Regions from separate parts of the Homo sapiens genome. Here region 1 is linked to region 2. The links are chromatin contacts, found by Hi-C or POLR2A ChIA-PET in ENCODE. All regions are on one chromosome and are shown on one strand. The core of a region is the stretch at or near the end of the contact, and the rest is flanking DNA. Distances in the headings are between cores, read along the strand shown. Region 1 overlaps WDR25 (WD repeat domain 25). Region 2 overlaps WDR25 (WD repeat domain 25).

Region 1 (3,366 bases), core at 244-2,743, 86 kb before region 2:
TGCTATCCGGCTCACTGCAAGCTCTGTCTCCCAGATTCACGCCATTCTCCTGCCTCAGCCTCCCTAGTAGCTGGGACTACAGGTGCCTGCTACCACACCCAGCTAATTTTTTTGTATTTTTAGTAGAGATGGGGTTTCACCGTGTTAGCCAGGATGGTCTCAATCTCCTGACCTTGTGATCCACCCACCTCGGCCTCCCAAATTGCTGGGATTTCAGGCGTGAGCCACGGCGCCCGGCTGGGATACAGGTTTTTAAATAGCAATAACCTCCACAGATTAATGCTTTTTCAGCTTTTCTCATGAGGCTTTGAAAATACAACGCCCTGGGCTGCCCTTTACATTTGTTAAAGAGATATGGGTAAAGTCTGGAAAATATTCATCAGTGAAATATCTTGAACATGAACACTAGCTGTGCCAGAGGAGAAGGTCTTAACTTGTCAGACGGGCTCTTCCTCTCTACCTTTTCATAAATCAAGGAGCTTGTTCTCCTGGGCAATGTTACTTTCAGCGCAATGGTTAGCTGTTATATAACCTTTAACCTTAAGACCATCTTGCTTGTTTACCTGTTTGTTATAGAAAATTCTGTTTATTCACTGTATGCTTATTATAGGAAACTGAGTTTTAAAATATTTAATCCACTAGCACTGACTTTATTGATCTCATTATAATGAGCTAAACCAGTGTAAAAACTGTTTGGATCTTCTTGGAGCTAGGAAAAATCACTTATTTTCTCCTTGAATCAATAATGATACAAATAAAAAAATTGTTAAAGCAAAAACAAGTTTAAAACACAATGCAGAAATTCCATTTGTTCTACTGACTCTATGACCAGTGCTTCCACCCCCGTATGACTGTGATAAGGCATCTGGGAACTCTGGAATAGTGGCTCCTCCAAGCTGCCCCTCTTCCTTTCTCAGGTGGAGATATCCAGCTTCCCAAAGTGACCAACCATGTGGCCGGGGCAGCACCACCTGTCCATCTTGCTAACTAAGAAGTTCTTAGTTAACATAGAAGTTGCAAACGTCTATACTAGGAATCCTATCATCATGCAGGGCTCCAGGCCTGTGAGGGCCTTCCTCTTCCATTCAGCATGACTGACTCCCAGCCTAGTTCCTGGCACATAATAGGTATTTCGTCCAGGCCACATGAAACCCAAGTATGGGTCTCCAGGAGAGAAAAGAGAAGCTCATGCCCCCCTCTCCAGGGAGCTCAGAGGCAGCCCTGGCAAAGCAGTTCACAGTCAAGGAAGGGGAACAACATTTATCAGGAGCCTGTTACCTCCAGGCCTGTCTGGAGCTTGCACGCATCACACGGCACCCTGGGTGGTAGGTGTAATTAACCCATCTCTCACAGCCAGGGAAATGGAAGCTCAGCGAGGTGAGAGACTCGCTCAGAGCCACATGAGTCAGCCACACTGAGACGGAGACTGGCCCTGTCTAATCTCAAGGCCAGCTCTCGGCACCCTACCTTGCATCGCCGCCAGTTATTCGTGACCTTTGCTTCTCCTAGTGCTTTGTTCACATCCACAGACTCATGAACATGTAGGAAAAATGTTGACAAGGGAAAGCTTATGCTGTTGGCTTGTGGTAATTGAGCTTGTGTTTCCAGGCAGTAGGCATATGACTCACTTCGCTAAAATCAATATCGTTACACTCATCCTCTGGGAAGTATTCAGCCAGCTATAAATTTAGCCATCCTGACTCAAAGTTAACGAGAAAAGAAACTTACTAACTTTCAAATCAAACTTTATGCATCAGAAACAGGGGCCATCTTAGCAATCCGGGCAAAGGCCTGGGAAGGGTCTGGCCTGAGAGCCAGCTGGGCCTGCATCTGAACATTCCCCATCAGCTGTGGCCCTGCATCGGCCAGCAATCCTCTCCAGCCCTGGTATCCTCATCTGTAGACTCAGGACCACAAAAGGTGGTTGTGAGAATTAGCAATAATGTATGTAGGAGAGCTAAGCCCCAGACAACTGATAGGGCCCAATAAACAGTAGCTGTAGCATTGTAATAATAGTAGTAACAGAAGAAATAGTAGTAGTTGCAGTCATTTTTTAAAATTTGTCTTCTAATAACATACTTACACCAGCTCTTTCCTTCCCATTCTTTTTTGTTTCATTTTAAATTAATTTTAATTGATAAATAATTTTATATATATATATATTTGGGGGTACAATGTGATGTTTTGATCTGTATATACATTGTAGAAAGATTTAATCAAGATAATTAACATATCTATCACCTCACTAATTTATTTTTTGTGGACAGAATGTTAAAAGTGCATTCTTTTAGCAGTTATGAAATACACATTATTAACTGTGGTCATCATGCAGTGCAATAGATCACCAAAACTTATTCCTTCATTCTAACTGAAACTTTATACCCTTTCATCAACATCTCCACTTTCCATATCCACCCCTACCCCCAAACCCCTGGTAACACCTTTCTACTCAACGCTTCTACGAGATCAACTTTTTTAGCTTCCACATATAAGTGAGATCATGCAGTATTTGTCTTTCTGTGCCTTCGCTTATCCCACTTATTGTAATGTCCTCCAGGTTCACCCATGTTGTCAAAAATGACAGAATATTCTTCTTTTTTAAGGCTGTAGAGTATTCCATTGTGAATATTCACCGCATTTTCTTTATCCACTCATCTGCTGATGGACACCGAGGTGGCTTCCATATCTTGGCTACTGTGAACAGTGCTGCAATGAATACGGGGGTGCAGAGATCCCTTCCACACACCGATTTCAATTCCTTTGGAGATACACCCAGAAGTGGGATTGCAGGATCATACGGTAATTCTATTTTTAGTCTTTTGAAGAACCTCCACACTATTTTCCAAAATAGCTGTACTCATTTACATTGTACAAGGATTCCCTTTTCTCCACATCCTCACCAATACTTGCTATCATTTGTCTTTTTGAAAATAGGCATTCCAACAGGTTTGAGGTGATATCTCATTGTGGTTTTAATTTGCATTTCCCCATGATTACAGATGTTGAGCATTTTTTCTAATATCTGTTGGCCATTCATATCTCTTCTTTTGAGAAAAGTCTGTTCAGATCCTTTGCTCATTTTAAAAATCAGGTTATTTGGCTTCTTGCTGTTGAGTTAAGTTCCTCATGCATTTTCCATATTAGCCCCTCACAAGATGTATGATTTGCAAACTTTCTCTTCCAATCCACGGGCTGTCTCTTCACTCTGTTAACTGTTTCCTTTGCTGTGCAGAAGCTTTTTAGTTTGATGCAATTCTTTTGCCTATATTTGCTTTTGCTGCCAGTGCTTTAAGTCCTATCCAAAAAATCATTGCCCAGACCATTGTCAGCCACTGCTTTTAATTCTCTGGACAAGACCGAATGTTC
Region 2 (3,200 bases), core at 479-2,978:
TTCCCCAAAATGTAATTACAGATGTAAAGAAAACTGTGGTCCTCAATTACACTGTCTAAAATGACTGAGGACCCCAAAGAGCTGTTGTTTTTTCGGATTATAGCTATGGGTACTTCGCGTATTAGAAGTGAAAACTGAGGACATTTTAAAATATTTATTAATTTATGTAAAAGTAACAGTAACAAACCCCCCACATGTTAACAGAAATAGCACATTCTTATAAAAATAACTCTATTTTCCAAGACCAAGAAAAATTAGTAAGAAGGCATTGTTTACATTTTTGCAGATCTCATTAATGTCTGGCTTAATACAAGACAGCTGGGTTCTCAAAGCTGCGTCTGTATTTAATCCACTGCAAAAGCACACGCCTCATAGCCTCTGGAAAACTCCATGTACACTCAGGAGAGAAGGAGAATGGAAAAGGCAAATAACTCCTAGGTATTATTATGAAAATAGTTTTGACCCCCTGAAAGGGTCTTGAGGCCCCCCAGGGATTTGGAGACCACACTAAAAACCAAAGCAATAAATTACAGCATTAAAAACTGCTACTGCAGTATGTGGAGGGAAAGAAGGGTTTAAATTAGATGTATAGTTGGAGCTCAACTATGTTGAATCTTTTTTTTTTTTTAAGGCTGGATGAAAATATACCAAAAAGTCTGCAGTCATTGCCTCTGGGTGGAGAGAAAATGGGCAATTTGTTTCTTCTTTATACCTTTCTGTTCTTTCCAGATTGCATTTCTTTTATGGTCAAAAACAACATTTCTTTTTTGAGGAAAGGTTGAGGAAGCTGTGGCGTACCCATGCCCTGCGGAATAAGCCGGATGGGAAGAAGGTCATTTTAAATCATGAATAGCCAGCGTCAGTGTGGGGGAGCATCACGAAGCTGGCTGCCGGGGACCGCGGCGCTGCTCCTTAATATGCCCATCGATCCCTGGCACCACGCACACATTCATCATGGTGGCGCAGGGCCTGCCTCGGACCCACTGACGAGAATTGAAACTGGCTCAAGCTAATCACTACTAGATGAAGGTCAAATATAGGTGACGATTTATCAGATCTCAGGGTGGGGGAGGACATGCCATGCTCTAGAGCCATGGACAATTACAAAGGGAAAGGGCCAGAGACTTGACAGCGAAAAATGTCAGGTTTTCTCTGTTAAAAAAAAATACATGAAATACCAAAACTCAACATCACACAACACCCTGGGGGGGAAGAGGGTAAAATATGATGAAAGGTCAATATTGTAAGTACGTAAATTGCCCAGATAAGAGAAACGCTAAGACTACAGGAGATGAATGGACAAGAATCAGGATAACAAATGCTTGTTTAGAATGAACGAAGTGCCGGCCCGTTCTAAAAGAGCTGTACGTAAATGAACTCACTTGGTTCTCAAACAAGACACCATTAAATTAGCAGACATTTTCAAAAGGTAATAATTCTGCCGCTGTGGAGGGTGAGAAGACGCAGCCACTTTTACGCATAAATGATGGTGTGTGTCAGACACTGAGCGCTACACAGCCCCCAAAAAGAGCGGCACAGATCTGCACACTGGTGGGAAAAGATGTGCCGGACAGTGAGAAAACCAAGCTGGAGGACAGGATGGAGAGTGCAGTCTGCACACTAAACACAGAGACCTTGACCCTCTTCCCCAGCTCAGATGCCGGAAGGCTGGCAGCAGGCCAAGAGCCCACCCAGAGAAGACACCTCCCTGAGAAGCTGACCAGGCTCAAGGAAATACATAAAAATAATCACAAGTGGGTTCCTATGATGAGCGCCAGCCTGCTGCCTCATAACCCTACATCCGGCCCGCTGCAAACAAAGTCCCTTTGCCCCCACACAAGGGCGTGTGCATGCACACACACACACACACACACACACACACACACACAGCTTTTGGTCAGGTCAGCTTTTTAGGTCCTCCCTCCCTAATTGGAATGAGCAGCAGGAAATCTCTAACATGGAACACAGACACCAAAACAAAAAAAGACCAAAGGAGATAAGAAAGAGACAAACATTTCAGAAAACAGGAAAACTTTCAAAGAACTCAAAGAGCTAAGAAAAGACCTTGTAAATATACAATAAAAAACAATATGCTATATTAAAAAAAGGAACATTCAGAAAATAAGAAACAGCTCTTGGAATGTAAAAACATGACAGAACACTTCCCTGAATATATATTATTCTTCAATTTGAAAGTTTATGACAGCAGAAATACAAATTCAAAAAAAGCATTGAAAGATAGATAAAGTGGAAGAAATTCCCCAGAAAAATAAAACAGAAAGGCCAAGAAATAAAGAGGAGAAACCGAGACGCTCAATCCAGGGACATCCAGGATGCCCAAGCAATCAGAGTTGCAAAGTCAACGACCTTCAGCAGCAGCAGCCCCAGAGGGTGCCGCTCATCTCTGTATGGCCCTCGTTCTATGGGGGGGCCGAGCTCCCCAGTGCCCCAATCCTGGCGAGGAAAGGCAGGCCTGGAACAGCCCCACAAGCCCTGGCAAAGCAGAGTTCTAGGGCCGCTTTGGTTGTAGGTTTCTAAAGCCCTTCTGGTCCTCCCTGCATTTCAGCCAGTATCACAGTATTCCACGTAGAAGATCAAGGTACGCTGTCCTCTGCCAAGTTCAGGAAACTTCAGGAAGCCTGCCAGAGGGGAGGCCAGGTGAAGGCAGGCTTCCAGCTATCCTGGGCTGACACAGTTGGTCTCACTCACATGTACCTTCTGACTGCCCCTCAGGGCTTCTGTCCCCCGGCTTGCTCCACTCCCCCCAGTATATGAGGGGTCCGCATGAGAGCTGTGTTCATCTGGGAGAATAGACAAAAGAAAACACCTGACAAGAAACAGCAGAAGCTAGAAGGAAACCTTAAAAGGTTGGAATGACTTACCTAACCCTTCTCTTAAGAGGAAATAATACTAACAATCTGGGGGAGAAATGACCACCCTATGATTTTAAATGCAGGCTACAAAAACAAAGTACCTACCATATGATTAAAACTAGTTGATATATGTAGGGAAAAAAGACTAGAAGGAAACGCTGCTTGCAAAATGTTCATGGTCATTAGGCTTGAATGAAGGGTCTATGGTTTATCTTTTAATTTCTGCCATTTTCTTGCATTTTTTCCCAAAATTTTACCACTTTTATGATAAAACAAATTAAATCTAAAACAACTCATTTGGACACAGGCCATCACTGGGCATTAGAC

What was found. A loop is a pair of places that touch in the nucleus more often than their neighbours do. ChIA-PET counts read pairs that join two places held with the same protein, here RNA polymerase II (POLR2A). Pooled maps may share reads with other maps.
Region 1: a loop to region 2 is called in a map of natural killer cell, with 2.4 times the contacts of the local background. The contact joins two enhancer-like sites. A Hi-C loop is called at or near these places in 1 of 168 maps with a recorded cell type or tissue (natural killer cell), 3 of 37 single-sample maps with no recorded cell type and 4 of 50 pooled maps. POLR2A ChIA-PET finds 5 or more read pairs at or near these places in 3 of 52 experiments (HEK293, HEK293T and activated T-cell).

What each region holds. Positions count from the first base shown.
Region 1 is chr14:100,474,683-100,478,048 of GRCh38, reverse strand. All of the region lies in intron 3 of WDR25 (WD repeat domain 25), which reads right to left. Among named protein-coding and RNA genes, the nearest start is that of WDR25, 100 kb to the right of the region's middle. Within about 2 kb of position 1,493, at least 9 of the 41 ENCODE cell types and tissues checked have a DNase peak (open chromatin) inside an H3K27ac peak, as active enhancers do.
Region 2 is chr14:100,389,081-100,392,280 of GRCh38, reverse strand. The region is part of intron 2 of WDR25 (WD repeat domain 25); the gene reads right to left. Among named protein-coding and RNA genes, the nearest start is that of WDR25, 14 kb to the right of the region's middle. Within about 2 kb of position 1,728, at least 13 of the 41 ENCODE cell types and tissues checked have a DNase peak (open chromatin) inside an H3K27ac peak, as active enhancers do.